2 separate regions of the Homo sapiens genome follow, and region 1 is linked to region 2. Evidence: read pairs that join two places in POLR2A ChIA-PET (ENCODE). Cell type or tissue: A673. All regions are shown on one strand.

Region 1 (8,000 bases), 200 kb before region 2:
AAGATCCTATCTGAAGTTGAAGTGTATGGGTCACACGGCCGGCTTCAAGGCATTGTTTGGACCGGTCAGAGGTGCAGGGTGGCACTTCATGGCTTTCACGCTGAGTTGGTTCTCAGCCAGGCTGGTCTTTTGGTATGCTGTCGCATAGACACTTGTTAATATTTAAAGTATCTCTGACATCTTGTGCCTTTTAGTTCAAGATTTTTGTTTGTTTTGTTTTTAGGGCATGTTTTTCATTCCTTACTTAACCTCTGTTTTGAAGGGCCTTGGTGACCACACCATATTCTCCTGTTTAGGTGACCCCAGTGGCTGAAAGCAGGAGAAAGTGTTTCATCACGGGCCCTCTCCTTCTGAATACTGTGAGTCTGTGCCTTGGAAAATTAAATGGGAGTATTGTAAAACTCACTGAGGGCTTCTCTTTGGAAACTTCACATCCATTCGCCACATATTCTTCCCACCCTCCCCCGCCCCACAATAGGAATTAAAAATTTGGAGTTGAAGAAGAAAGCTAGAAGTATTATGAAGCAGCCTTGTTTGCTTTAATAAAGTAATAGTTCTAGTTTATCCTCACTTTCCTATGTAGTGTGCTCCCTTAAAGATGACTCAGACAGGTGACTCCCTCAGTCTTCTCCCTGCGGTCTCACTACCTGGGGTACTAACAGTTAAGAAGTTTTTACCAGAAAGTGATGGGTAATAGTACTGGCTTCCTCAGGAAAAGCTATGTGTTGTTCCATTGTTAGAGAAAAAAGCCAGAGCTGGGTAGTAGTTAAGGTGGTGAAAACAGTTTTACTCAGGAAAACTATTGCAGTAGGGGAGGAGAGATTCCAGTATAAAACCAGGCTCAATGGCAAGTGCAGCATGGGCCACTGGGAATTCAGAACCAAGGAGCAGTGCGAAGGTCATTGTATGGAAATTACTAGAGGTAACCTCAGGGGTTAGGGGGATTCTAGCTCAACTGACCCAACGAGGATTCTTGCTGAGGATAAGTCAGGAGAATCAGATGTCACCTGGGGGGTTGTGGGGGACAGTAGAGGACGAGGAACACATCAGATATTGAGGGTGATCAGATGTTGAGGAGGGGGGCAATTCAGCTAAACTGACTTAGCAGGGCTTTTGCCAAAGTCAGGAGACGCAAAGAAAGATATGGAGGGCCAAAGGTGGAGGTCCATTTTGGAAGAGCCTTCAGAGCAGTCCGACTAAAGTTTGGTAAGAGAGAGACGCTGTCAGCGCCTGGTTGTGTGTTACTTTTAGGTCCTGTGCACTGTCTTTTTTCAGTTGAAAGGACAAACCCTCACCTTCAGCTGTCCTGGGTGCATCTCTGAGGCTGGGTTTAGGGCTGGGCCTCTCCAGTGGCTCCTGGGGATGGGGGCAGCACTCACCCTTTGCGGAGGTTTTACAGCATCCCCAGCTGGCCCAGTGTGCGGGTGTTGTGGGGTGCATAGGGCCCCCGAGAGAGGCTTTGGGTCTGTCTCAGTGTGCATGTTACTGTGTTATGCTGTGGTGGCTCCCTCTTTTTGCCTCTGTGAATGGTGGGCTCCAGAGGGCTGGGATACTGACTGGCTCTTTCATCCTCTCGTCCCCAGCATGGCGTTTTGCACATAGCAGGTGCTTGATATGTAGTGTGTGAAGCAATGAAGATTGTTTGTGAAAATTGGGTTCAGTTCTTTATACTCATGGTGGTAGGATCGGGGGATCACAGTGTAGAAACTAGTTGAGAGAGCCTGGAGTATGGAAAGCTATAATTATTTTAAAAGCTTTCTCTCAACAGGTCATTTCATTCTCACACCTTCCCAAAGCACTCACCAGACAGGCCGACTGGAGTTTCACCTCCCCATCTGTGCTCTGCTCCCCACCCTACAGCTGAGTTGTAAGAGGCAGGTGCCGCAAGAAGGTGGGGTGGGGGGCAGCCAGCCTGAGTATCTGCAGGTTGGAGAATGAGCCCTCCTTCTTGGCCCTCCGTAATTGAATGTTATGCTGCCTCTCTGGTACTGTTAATGGGCCAGGGTGCCCCGATGTTCTCACTGACTCTGAAATGAACCATTTCTCTGTTGCGTGTTCTCGGCATCTGGCAAGGCCATGGTGGGGAGAGAGCGCTCCAGCCTTGCCCCAAGGGCTGGTGAGGAGGTCCAGACAGTTTCACCTAGGCCTCAGGGACGCTTCCCATGAGAAAAGAGGATTCCTGCTGGGCCAGGCACTCCTACCCTGCAGCGTGGGAGCAGTCGCTGGAGGTGCTTGAGTTGCTGGGTGCTGTGTCCCAGTGCCCCTGCAGTCCTCTTCGTGCTCTCCCCGTGAGGCTCCCAAGGCAGGATCTGGAGGCGCAGACTGTTCAGGCAGCCTTGTCTGGCTTGCAGGATTCCTCTAAGCTCTGGGTTTTCTAGGATTCCAATTACAAAGGGTTATAATCCCATCTCCTGTTGGGTAAGGAAAATTCAAAGTACTGGAGAGAGATCAATTTTTCTGCCTGTTACAGTTCTGGGGGCTGGCTCAGAGGGAGCAGGTTCTTAGCACTGCTCACGTGGCAGCTCCAGGTGCCCCTTGGACCCCACACTTTACCACATAGCCCTGTTCTTCCTAGGGCTGGGGTCCCTCTGCCACTGCTCTGTGGACTTTTGTGCAAAACACACGCATACAACAAACTTGGAGCTAGTAGGAAACCTTTGTATTCAGAAGAAAAGTGGAAACAAAACAAAAGTGTTGAAGTTGTTCTGGTAGCCGGCCTTGTGCAGGCAGCAGTGGTGTCTCTAGTGGTTCCTCCCTTCAAACCTACTTACCCCATGTCATTATATTTAGCACAGTACCTGTAATCCTTCCACTAAGTTCCCTAACCTTTATAATTATTCAGCAGCAAATATTGTACCTTTGGGATCCTAAGGAGCTAGCTCTTGCTTCCTTCCCCCCTTATCTCTGGGAGGTAGCTTGTCGCAGACCCTACCTTAGAGGTACTCAGTTACTTTGGAGGGCAGAATTAGTCTCTGATGGGGATACCATTTCCCTCTTTGGCCCTGGATTGGGGAGGAGGAATTCTAGGAGGTAGGGGAGAGACACAACATTGGCGGTGGGAGAGAATAACACTTCTTCTAAGGTCAGGTCAGCCTTGTATGCAGGGTACCAAATGAACCCTGTCCCTGGGACCAAAGACTGAGAACTTGGGCTAGGAGCAGCAGTGCTGGCAGTGCTTGAGTTATGTCTGAACCATCCCAGGAGATTCCAGAATTATGGAGCTCTATCAGAAATGGCCCCAGCTGTGTGTGGGCTGCTGCATCTCTCCTGCCTGGATGCATGTGTGTCCTTTCCCTCTGCTGTCCTTCCAGTTTCTCATTTTGATCCTTAGGTGGATTAAAGAGAGGACCTTAAATTGCCAGTTGCTAACCTTGAGTGAGGATTCCCAGAGGAGTGCTGGTGCAATATAGGCAGGACTTCCCCCTCTGGTGATGTGCTTGCTTCCAGGGCCGAGGGAAGGGGAGGCACAGTGAGACCAGACTCTGTTCTCTGAGCAGTGCTGGAGGAGAAACACCCTCATCCATGTGGAGTGGGCATGGATGGAGGCAGCAGGGAGGGTAGTAGCTGGGCTTCCTGGGGCCCGTGGAGGCTGAGAGCAAAGCCATATGATCAAGGAGCATGACCAGGAAGCCAGTGGGGGTCCCGTCTGCTGCATGAGAGCCACCCCCTGGAGCCTAGGGCCCCGACTGTGGGCAGAGCTGGCCCTCCATTCTCTGCAGTGAGTATGGGGACAGATGTGATTGTGATCCTCTCAGAGGACTGATGCATTTTGCCAGAGACATGGAAGTGGCTTAAAAGCCAGCAAGGTCCTTGGTGGACATGATATAGATACAGGTTGTGTTCCTTGGAAGTGACCAACACGTGTCCTTTTGCATGGCGGAGATTCGGAAATGCAGCCTGTGCTAATCCTCTCAGGTCCTTTTGTTACGACTGTGGAGCCCCATGATTTGGTCACTACTTGGGGTCATTTATGTGTCTGGCTGGTCCAGTTCCTATGTTTTGACTGCTGGGACCAACAGCTGTGTGTGATTAGGGCATTGCCAAGTTCCCGGTGGTAGAAATCGTTTACCATATGGTTCTCGAGATGTCATTGTGTAATTCAAACTCCTAAGGCTGTAAGTTTTGCTAACTGCTCTTGGTGGGGCTCTCCCTGCATTTTACAAAATGCTCACTAGTTTTTGTCTAAAAACAAAACAAAACAAAAAACCGTAAAGTGACCAGTTAAGTAAATTTGCAGATAAAATACCCTTACAAGTTTCTTCCTTTAAAATCACTGAAAATATGCTCAATTTTTATTTAGTTTAACCAGACCACATTTGTGAGGGTAAGATATTCCCAGGCTATTCTGAGAAGGGGTTTAGCCTGAGAACTGGTGGAGCCTGGGAAGGGATAAGGCCTGCCTTGCCTGACAGAGCTGCCCCTGTGAAGAATCAGACATACGCCGTGCTTGCTTTCCTGGCCTTTCAGCTTGGTATGTCAGTCCCTTATAGCGTAGGCTTGTAGCAGACTCGCTGCAGAAATGCATTTTAAGTTCCAAGCAAATGTACAAATGAACTTTGAGAACCCAACTGACTTGAAAGCATGAGCTGATTGGGTTTCTCACATGGTTTCTTCCCACATTTTATAAAGTTCCTGCTTTTTAACCATGTGTGCTTGACGGTAAGACAACTAAGGGCACTTTGAAAGTGAGGGTGGCATTTTGGATGTTCCTGTTGAGCATGGTGAGGTCGTAGCTCCCTGCTGGGCCGTGGAGGCTGTGGACTGCATGTCTGGCTGCTAACTCTTGGCTTGACTGCCCAGGATGCTTATCCATGTTTGAGGTTACTTCTCGGGGACTGGTGTCTTGGGTGTCTACTCCACTTTTCTGGAAGTCTTTTTACTCCACCACAGAATTTGGGTACTAGTGTGTGAAGTGGTGAGAAGGTGACATGACTTACAGACCAGCCTGCCTGCCAGGTGGCCGACACAGGACACAACGCTGTTTAATTCAAGGTGTGAAGGGAGGCACAGGCTATTCTGCTTCCTCAATTGAAAAGGAGCAGGATGGGTGTGGTGTTTCACGCTGTTAATCCCAACACTTGGGAGGCCAAGGTAGGGGGTTTGCTTCATGCCAGGAGTTCAAGACCAGCCTGGGCAACATAACGAGAGTCTGTCTCTACAAAAATAAACATAAAAGATAAGGGGTTATCTCTCTTCTGCAGTAGATCTTTTATGTGCGGAGTACTGATAGGGAGATACATAACTGGACTCCCCCTTAGCAGATCCCAGTAATATGCTCCCTTCAGTGCCATGCGGGGGAGAAAATTCTGACTGTTATGTAGCAAACCCTGAGAAGACTTCTTCCTGTAGATTGGAGATGTTCTGGCTGAACACAGGATTGACCTCCAAACTGGTGTTTTTGTTTTTGGAATAAGATACATGGCTAGTAGAGATAAAGTTCTGTTGACATGGAAGGCTAGGTATGTTCTCCAGTTTACATGGGGACTCAGAAAATATGTGGAGCTGGAGTCTCAGAGAAGGGACATGCAATGGGTCCCTTCTGACACCTGCCTGCTTCCCATCGCAGATCTCCCTTGCCTGATTTTAGCCCTGTGGATAGCTGTTCTGTATATTTGGATTTTCTTCCAGCACCATCTATTTGATGTAGGCAGTTTTATAGAAGAATTCTTTTGGATTTTGTAAAATACTAAAAACGGCTTCTAGTGGTTTGATGAAAGGCATTCTGTTTAGAATCTCCCTAGCACAGTGCAGGGGGCGGCGGGGGTGGTGGGGTGGGGTTGTTTCCCCTCTTGGAGAGGAAGCTGCACAGATCCCTCCCTGTTTTCCCCCTCCCCTCACCTTGGGAATGAATTCCTGGGGCATTTAGGTTGGTCTCTTTGAATTAGCTGGTTCAAAGAGGGAGAGAAGATGCTTCACGTCGTGGAATGGAGCCTTGTAATTGCTGACTTGATTGGATTACCCGAAGTAACCTTTTATGCTTAGTTAAGAATATGCTTTGTTGAGAAAGCATATTTCTGTTTTAAAATATTAGTAATTTTTTCCGACCAACCTCTTCTCTAACCTCCCAACTAAAAGAATTATCAGTAGCTGTTTCCAGAGTTATCTACTGTTCGTTAGATAATTAGGGGCAGGAATATTTATTAATGGTGCAATATGTACTTAAACAGTATTTTTGATGGGGAGAATTCAAGTACATGAAAGCAAGGGCGTGTTTTCTCCTCCCCCGGGATTGTAACTTGACTTCTCTCTCTCTTTTCTAGAGTCTCTTAAAGCATTTTGGAATGGAATGGTTGCTGTTACAAGTTGAGCCATGGTGCAGTTGCTGTGGAAACTCTAGCATGACTTCCCAGACTACTGTGTGTTTTTTAATAGTAGGCACACCATGGCATTGAACTATTATCTTAATGCGCACTTTTTTTTTGAGAGAGAAATAGAAGGTGGTAGAGAAGAGAAGAGACTTTCTCAAATGTACACTTTGTGGAATACTTTACTGAAGTAACTGTGCTCTGAAGGGTGTGCAGCAGCACCTAGGGTGGAGGCCCAGCAACTGGCCGGCCCCGGCCCAGGTGGCAGCTGAGTTTCAGCTCTGTCGAGCATCAGCAGTTCCTATTTTTTGTAGAATTTTATACTGAGCTCTGTGTGCTTAGAATTGTTGGACTCTACCTGCCCTTGTGATAGTTCCTTCTCAGGTTTAATAAGAATAGAATAGGGAGCTGAGAGGCAGAGATGAGTGCAGAGGACTGCGTAGAGGACCATTTGCTTACCAGGAAAGGAAGCTGCAGGTGTGCTCTTTTGTGATAGTGCTGTCTGTCTGTCTGGTTAAATCAGCATGGCTGGAGGTGATACTGAAACCCTGGAATCTGCAGGAGGATCACAAAACACTTTGCCGTCCAGTTCTGATTATCTGCCAGTTTCCTTCTTAAACAGCTATAACAAAAATTTATTTTGCCAGGAGAGAGATCAATTCTAAATTTCCCAAAGAAATTTTCTTTTCTTTTTTTTTTTTCTTAGGAGGTACAAGCAAAGGCATCTTCCTTTCTCCCTCTGAATTTTTTTTTTTTTTGCTCAAAATTAGCAGTAGTAATTGTCTCATGTGTGCGTGTGAAGAGACCACCAAACAGGCTTTGTGTGAGCAACAAGGCTGTTTGTTTCACCTGGGTGCAGGCGGGCTGAGTCAGCAAAGTGTGGTGGGATTATCATTAGTTCTTATAGGTTTTGGGATAGACGATGGAGTTAAGAGCAATGTTTTGGGGGCAGGGGGTGGATCTCACAGAGTACATTCTCAAGGGCGGGGAGAATTACCAAGAACCTTCTTAAGGGTTGGGGAGATTACAAAGTACATTGATCAGTAGGGCAGAAACAAATCACAGTGGTAGAATATCATCAGTTAAGGCTATTTTCACTTCTTTTGTGGATCTTCAGTTGCTTCAGGCCATCTGGATGTATATGTGCAGGTCACTGGGAATATGATGGCTTAGCTTGGGCTTAGAGGCCTGACGTTCCTGTCTTCTTATATTAATAAGAAAAATAAAATAGTGGTAAAGCGTTGGGGTGGCAAAAATTTTTGGGGGTGGTATGGAGAGATAATGGGCGATGTTTCTCAGGGCTGCTTCAAGTGGGATTAGGGACAGCATGGGAACCTAGAGTGGGAGAGATTAAACTGAAGAAAGATTTTGGGGTAAGGGGTGATATTGTGGGGTTGTTAGAAGGAACATTTGTTGTATAGAATGATTGGTGATGGCCTGGATGCAGTTTTTTATGAATTGAAAAACTAAACGGAAGACACAAGGTCCGAATAAAAGAAGGAGAAAACTAGGTATTAAAGGACTAAGAATTGGGAGTACCCAGGATGTCCAATTAGAAAGTGTCCAAAGGGGTTCAGTGTTATTGTTTGCTTGGTTGGCGAGTTTTTGGGCTCTATCCTTGAGTTTTTCTATGTTGTCATATACCAGGCCAGATTGATTTAGGTAAAAACAACAGTCTTCATTTAAAAATATAGA
Region 2 (8,000 bases):
CACGCACAGAGATTAAAAGATTAAAAGACATGTGTCATGTTGTATTTTCCTTAAATGTTTGCCTCTCCATTTTTGAATCCAATAAATCATTAAGCTCTTGTTGGCTGTTTTCCATCTTGAAGTATTAGTGCTTAGCCTTACAAAGTTTGAGGTAGCTGCTTAGTCATCCCTGCTATGTTCAAGTGTCTACATAAGCCCCTCCTAGGGTCCACCGGAACCCACAGAATTGGAAATCTAGTGGAGATTCATTGTTAACATTACAGAAGACATGGGACTAGCGATCTCCTTTGGGGTTCCAGTTAGGCTTATACTGCAGCTGCCACCCCACTTTCTACCATTCTTCAGGCAAGTAGTGAGCTATGAGTGCGCTCACATTATGAAGAATACGTCTTGAAAAAGGAAAAGGATTAGTGTTCAGGGTGATTCGCACTCGTTATAGTTAAGCCAGCAAGGCCTCACTTAGGATGAGAGAGGAGCCACCCCTTGGGAAAATCATTTATATATATGCTTTATATACACACATTTAATCTTTTAAAATTCAGTCCCATTTCCCAAGGAAATTGCCTGGAGGTAGTGTTGGGATTAGAATGGATTACCCTAACAGAGTCTTTTCATAAACCCAAACTGAGCTAACAAGAAGGGCTCTGTGTTGCCTTTTAATCATCCGTTGAGTTTTCTTATGCCAGCTCTTTCCAAGAAAGATTGAAGTTGCTTGCCAGCATGCCTGCTGTAGATCTTAGCTTGTTCCAGAAAGGAGAAGCAACTTCTCAAAGATTGTCTCTTATAGTCTTGCCTGACAATGAGAGCTTCTCCATGACGCTCTCCCTGGGTCTCCCAGTGGCTTCTTTGTGTCAAGTGGGAAGAATATGGACTTCGGAGTCAAATCAATTGGGATAGAATCCCAGCCTTGTCATCTACAGCCTGCGTGGTGTTAGGCAGTTGTGAAATCTCACAGAGACTTATTTTCTTCTCTCTAACTTACCTCACCCACAGGCGTGTGTGTGTAATGCAAATACCATTCTTCATCGTGTGAGTGCACTCATAGCTCACCACTTGCTTGGAGAATGGGTAGAAAAACGGGGTGGCCACTGTGGGACAAGCCTAACTGGAACCCCAAAGGAGGTCTTCTGTAACGTTAACATGAGTTTCCACTAGATTTCCAATTCCGTGGGTTCCGGCAGACCCTAGCGTGGGGGGCATGTAGACACTTGGACTAGCAGGGATGACTATGCAGCTCCCTCAACCTTTGTAAGGCTAAGCGCTAATACTTCAAGAAGGAAAACAGCCCTAGTTGTCTCCTTCTTGCTCTCTTCATACTCTATTATAGACCTTACTATTCACTATTGTTATGCGGCCATGTCTTCTGCCTCTGGGGACATGGGAAGCTGGTCACTGTTCTTGCTGTTGGAAGTACACTCAACTGCCTCCCTCTCCTACAGGGGAAAGCCTGCGTCTTACCTGTTCGCAGTCCCGACACATTGTCCGGCACACTGCAGATGCTCAGTGTGTTATTGTTGAAGGCCACTCTCATTCCTTTTCAGAAACACTCAATAATAAACTCTCATTCCTTCCTTTAGGGAAGTGAAAAACAGAACAACAGAAAAGCAAAAGCAAAAGGCTCCTTCCATTTTCTCCTGTAGCTGCCTCACAGAATGGGTCCTCTTTAGGCTGAGGCCGTCACACTTCTGTGGCATATGGGGTGGGGAGCGTCCATGTCAGGCCCAGTTTTTCCCCTCACCGGCTGGGTGGCCTTGACCATCGAACACAGAAGTGAAGTGCATGTGCACCCACCAGGGTTGGTGGCTCACGGGGGACCCAGATCACACTCATGGGTATAAAAGTGATCCTTACGACAGTGGTGCCACCAGATCCAACTCTGTCCCTTCACCCAGTCGATTTGAAGCTGTTGTCCGTTTTTCTCATACTTAATTTTCCTACTTTGTTGTTTGTCTTTGCTTTCATCTGGAAATAGAGCTTGGTAATTGCATTGCTGGTTTCCGTGGAGATCCAGGCCATAGCCACTGCATTGCAGCAAACAAAATGGAATGTACCCTACCTTCCTTTCATTTGTGTTCCTTAAGAGAAAATTTGAATTAAAAAGACCTCCCGAGATCACCTGTCTTTCAAATTGCTGGTGCAGCTGGGCGCAGTGGCTCACACCTGTAATCCCAGCACTCTGGGAGGCCAAACGAGGATTGCTTGAGGCCAGGAGTTCATGACCAGCCTGGGTAACATAGTGAGACCCCTATTCTACAAAAATAAATAAGTAAATTAGCAAGGCATGGTGATGTGTGTGCCTGTGGTCCCAGCTACTCAGGCTAAGGCAGGCAGATTGCTTCAGCTCAGGAGCTTGAGGCTGCAGTGAGCTGTGATTGGGCTACTGCACTCCAGCCTGAGTGATGATAGGCGGCAGAGGAAGACCCTGTCTCTAAAAAACCAAACCAAACCAAACAAAACAAATTGTCCCACAGGGTGGGACATTAGCTCAGAGATAAATTAGCTGTCGCCTGTGCTTCAAGACACTACTGTCTGGCCCTTCTGAATATATCCGCATTTGGAACAAACCTCGTCCTGAATCAAAGTGGCTGTGAATGTTTGGAGGGTTGGCATCTAACAGTTGTGAGTTTTAAAATGGATTGAATTCCTTCATTCCCTCTTCTAATATTTCACGGCAGAGAACAAAGAGAACACACAGAGGGAAAACGTGGACTAGTTCCTCTCTCTTAACAAGACTAATCATCTGATGCTGAAGTCACCATGATCACAGCTGCCTGTATCTCTGTTCCCTCCCCTCCCTTCCTCTCTTCTCTTCCTTCCTCTCCTCTTTTCTCCCTCCCTCCCTGCTTCCTTCCTTCTTTCCTTCCTTCCTTCCCTCCCTCCCTTCCCCCAACCCTTCCTTCCTTCCCTCCCTCCCGCCCTTCCTTCCTTCCCTTCCTTCCTTCCTTCCCTTCCTTCCTTCCTTCCTTCCTTCCTTCCTTCCTTCCTTCCCTCCTTCCTTCCTTCCTCCCTCCCTCCCTTCCTTCCTCTCTCTCTCTTTCTTTCCCTTTCCTTCCTTCTTTCAGTTATTGTCTAAAACGTAAAAATGAACAGGAGGTCGATATGAGGACTCACTAATCCTGAATTTGGCCTTGCTCTGTGTGATGCTGGAGCTCTGCAGCATGGGAAAATATCCGTGACATCCCATTGGCCCCCTTCTCCACCCCAGGCCCTTACCTTCACAGAAAGGCCTGCTTCCAGGAGCAGTGTTTCTAACTCACACCATAGTAAAGATGACTGATAAGACGTAGTGAGTTGCCTCTCCCAGAGATTTTAATTTTTATCACCCTTAAAAGCCAGAAGACCTCAAGTATTTAATATTTGATGTTAGACAAGAGGCATAGGTGTGTTGAGGCAGGAGGCCCTACCCAGGGTCCGTAAGCTGCCTGCCTGTTATCCAGAAGGGAAGGAAAACAATCATTTACTTTTTTTTTTTTTTTTTGAGAAAGAGTCTCACTCTGTCACCCAGGCTGGAGCGCAGTGGCATGATCTTGGCTCACTGCAACCTCCGCCTCCCAGGTTCAGACGATTTTCCTGCCTCAGCCTCCCAAGTAGCTGGGATTACAGGTGGGCACCACCGTGCCCAGCTAATTTTCATATTTTTCATAGAGATGGGGTTTCACCATGTTGGCCAGGCTGGTCTCGAACTCCTGACCTCAGGTGATCTGCCTGCCTCGGCCTCCCAAAGTGCTGGGATTACAGGTGTGAGCCATCGGGCCTGGCCTCCTCCATCTACTTTTACTACTTAGAAAAAAAGAATGTAAGAAGAAAGCTTTCTTAATAAGTCCTCATGTGCTGTCACATAGTGGGGTGACATAGTTAACAATAATGTGTTCTATATTTCAAAATAGCTAGAGGAGAGGATTTTGAATGTTCCCATCACAAAGAAATGGTAAGTATTTGAGATGCTGGATATGCTAATTATCCCAATTTGATCATTACACAGTCTATACGTGTATTGGAACATCACACTGTACTCATAACTATGTACAATTATCATGTGTCAATTTAAAAAGACTAACTTCTTCAATGGTATATACAACAAAGAGAATAAAACACGATAACTTAAAATTTTGAAAAAGCAAAGCCTGCACTGCTTCCAAGCAGAGAGGACCTCCCTGCAAACATACAGTGCTGCCATTTGTGAAATGCTGGTTGCAAAGCACAGAAGAACTCCGGCTGGCAGTGCATTGCCTGTGGGTGTTAGCGCTCGTGGGACAAGCACCCTCCATTCAGGGGTGCTGCCACTGATTGCTGGGGAGCTGTGCTCTTGGAAGGCCTCAGCGGGTCATGGAATCTGTTCCATCAGAGAAATAGTGCAACACACTTTTGCAGATAATTAAGATTTGGACAAATGTCTGGCCATCGGGAGCCCTAGGCTTTGGAAAGGGCTGTGGACACAGAGAGGTCAGGACCGAATGGTTGACAGTGAACATCCCATGCCAGGGAACGTTGAATCAGGAAGGGTTCGAGACATGAGAAATAGCCTCTGGTGTGTTGTGACTGCTTCATTCACTGAGCAAAGAGAAAGAACCACTCCAGTTGGTTGGCCATGCCAAAAAAGGCCAGCCCTGTACACACACAAAAAATGGACCATGTGAAAGAAGTATGAACGACAAGAAGAAGGCCAGGCGTGGTGGCTCACACCTGTAATCCCAGCACTTTGGGAGGCCGAGGCGGGCAGATCATGAGGTCAAGAGATTGAGACCATCCTGGCCAACATGGTGAAACCTCATCTCTACTAAAAATAAAAAAATTAGCTGGGCGTGGTGGCGTGTGCCTGTAGTCCCAGCTACTCGGGAGGCTGAGGCAGGAGAATTGCTTGAACCTGGGACGCGGAGGTTGCAGTGAGCCGAGATCATGCCACTGCACTCCAGCCTGGTGACAGAGTGAGACTCCGTCTCAGAAAAAAAAAAAAAAAAAGAAACATACGAAGCAAACCGAATTCTTCCTACTATTTATCGGATGTTTCTGCTGTGCTGGGCAGTTTACACTTGTTAGTTCGTTTCATTCTCTTACAACCCTGAGAAGTAGGAGCTTTGATTATCCCTGTTTCACAACTGAGTGAAAAAGATTCAGGATCCGTGGGGGACTGAGACTGGCCGGACCTCTTCCCAGCGTATTCTCTCTACTGTTGATGAAGTGGAGCTGACTTCCAGCTGAGGGGCAGTGAGTGCAAAGGCACATCTTGGCCAGGGAGGACTAGAGCCTCACATGGTCTTGGGCTGGGGGTGGCAGGGCAGAGAGGCTGGGCAGGGCAGGCATTGCTCTGACAATGCATGTGCTTCTTGTCATAATGAGCACCGCAAGAGGAGGACACCCAACCCAGTCTTGGGCAAAGGAGATAGAAATCCCTGGGAGCCAGTCACAGAGAGGAAACGGCTGTGGCAAGTCTCAGAGGCAGCAGAGATCAGAGGCCGTGCAAGGTCAGTGCCATTGCAGGGTCGGGGGGAGTAAAGGGTGAGGCCCGAGAGGCAAGCGGAGTCCAGGGCTCGCAGGGCCAGGCAAGCTCTGTTTGGCACCATCAGTGAGGAGCCACTGAAGAGCTTTAAGCAGTGAAATTTTAAAACATACCTCACGGACACTGAGTACTAGTTTTCTGCTTGGGTGAGATGGATCTTGGTGCCACTCACCTAGAGAGAGAACCTGTGGCCGGGCGAGGTGGCTCACACCTGGAATCTCAGTGCTTTGGGAGACTGAAGCAGGAGGATCATTTGAGGCCACGAGTTCAAGACCAGCCTGGGCAACGTCATGATTAATGGCAAAAACCATAATTACTTCTGTGTCAACCTAATATTTGCTGAAGGTCAAACACTGGTCAGCAATTGGAACCAGAACTGAACCCACGTCCTCTACCCTTGAACTTTGTGCTGTTTTCTCCTAATTACTTCTTTGACTACCAGTGACTGCTTGATGAGTACTTTTTTCATTGATTTGACTCTAAAAATGAATATTCCCATCCGTGAAAGGAACAGTGTGTTTGTGGCCAGTGCAGAGACCCCTGCTGGACACCTGTGTGTTGGAGAGAAAACGACGCCTGGGAATGCTTCCACCAGGTCCCTGCTGGGTAGTGTCACTTTAGCCTGCGAGGGACAGGTGACACGAGTTACAGACAGGCTGCAGGAGGTAACTTGGTCCATGTGCATACACTATACAGAATTTTAGGGCATTTTAGTAATTTTCAAAATGTGCCATGCAGCCACTGGTCCAAGTGAATTAGAAAAGAGAGCAGGAATTCATCAGGGAGGGCTCGTGGTCATAACGTCCACGTGGCTGCCCCTTCACCGGCTTCTGTCTTTACTCAAATGTATTCTTCTTAGGACACTGGCTACCCCATTAAACCTTGGCATCCACTACCCTCCTTAGAACTTATTACTAACAGTCAATTTTGCTGAAGACATTTATCTTGTTCTTTGTCAATTCTTCCCACTAGGATGTAAGTTCAGTGAGGGCAGGAATTTTTATACTTCATTCTCTGCCATTTCCCTAGTGCCAAGAACAGTGCTGAAGACACAGCAGGTGCTCAGGGAACATTTATGGTACTAACTGTGTTCATGATACTATTGGTAATGTTTTGAAAGGCATCAGTAAGTCAAAGGGCATTGTTAGAAACAATGACAAAGAAGAGGATGATTCCTTCCTGCCTGGATGGTGAGAACATGTGTTGGATTTGATTGCAGCTGATATCACATGAAGGGTGTCCTGACATATTGCTCAGGACCTGTGAGCAATGGTGGAGTCCTTTGCTTTCTTCACAAAAGAAAACTCAATTCCCCTGATTTTTCTGCTCAATTTCTTTTCCTTTTCTTTTCTTTTCTTTTTTTTTTTTTTGAGACGGGGTCTTGCTCTGTGGCCCAGGCTGGACTGCAGTGGCCTGGTGTGATCTCAGCTCACTGCAACCTCCGCCTCCCAGGCTCAAGTGATCCTCCTACCTCAGCCTCCCAAGTAGCTGGGACTACAGGCACACACCACCACGCCTGGCTAATTTTACTATTTTTAGTAGAGATGAAATTTCTCCATGTTGGCCAGGCTGGTCTAGAACTCCTGGGCTCAAGAAATCCACCTGCCTTGGCTTCCAAAAGTGCTGGGATTGAAGGAGTGAGTCACTGCACCCGGCCTCTGCTGTTTCTGAAGGGTGCCTTAGAAAAAATTCCATAGAAAAGTTAAAATAATACAATTTCAAACACTTGAAGGGCTAACATTGGGCTATCCAGATAATTGTATTTCTTAACAGTCAGGACAGTTGAATTTTTTGTGTGTGTTTTTGATGTGTTACAGATCAAAAGTCAGGGATAGCAAATATCATTTAAGCTCTGTACTGAGGCTGGATGGTCTTGGCCACATCTTAATTTCACCTGAAAGTTGGGAAGGTGACTAAGTATATTTTAAGGTGACTTCCATTTCCAAAGATGCCTGGGTCCGCGAGTCTGTGGAAAGTGGAATTTTGGGGGTCTATGCATTCCACACTGGGGCCCGTCTTTGCTGCCTTGGGGAATGTGATTTAAGCGCATTGATGCACATCTCACAAGTGAGATATCTATTAACCTGCAGCCTCATCTGACCTGCTTGCATCTAATAGGCAGCTGTTTAGTTCAGCACTTTCCTCTGGGGTCTTCTTTGGCCAGCATGCCCTCCTGTGGCTTGGGGAGGAGGCATCATTTTGGTATGATTGAGAGAATGAATCTGTGTCCATTCAGTGTATCTTGGAAGATCTTAGGACTGTCGGAGGTGGGAACAGTGCTTGGAAGTTCTTTTCCTCCCTTGGGAGAGAAGCTATGCCTCTCTGCATAGAAGAACCAGCCCAACTGCCTCAAAAACAAACTCCAGGGGGCACTGTGAATGCTGTCTTGGTAGAGAAGACATTGGGGAGCTGTGCAGTTGAGTTGAACTGGAATTGAAAATGCAGTCCAAGAACGACTGTTTGGGGACTTTAAGAGCAGGAAAAGGCTCAGCTGAAGAAAACA

What was found. ChIA-PET counts read pairs that join two places held together with the same protein. Peaks named below come from ENCODE experiments on the same cell type or tissue, not always from the same donor. Only the 100,000 strongest peaks of a DNase experiment are listed, where the experiment ranks them.
Region 1: POLR2A ChIA-PET joins it to region 2 with 10 read pairs; 3 of 35 experiments call an interaction of 5 or more read pairs at or near these places.

Annotation. Positions count from the first base shown.
Region 1 is chr10:35,394,520-35,402,519 of GRCh38, forward strand. All of the region lies in intron 1 of CCNY (cyclin Y), which reads left to right. Among named protein-coding and RNA genes, the nearest start is that of CCNY, 62 kb to the left of the region's middle. In A673, no CTCF peak of the experiment used is centred here; no DNase peak of the experiment used is centred here; H3K4me3 peaks cover 85 bases; H3K27ac peaks cover 759 bases.
Region 2 is chr10:35,592,531-35,600,530 of GRCh38, forward strand. No RefSeq gene overlaps it. Among named protein-coding and RNA genes, the nearest start is that of GJD4, 8.8 kb to the right of the region's middle. RefSeq lists an enhancer at 1,745-2,387. In A673, CTCF peaks have their summits at 6,032 (motif pointing left) and 7,875 (motif pointing right); DNase peaks (open chromatin) are centred at 2,801, 3,141 and 7,861; H3K27ac peaks cover 2,540 bases.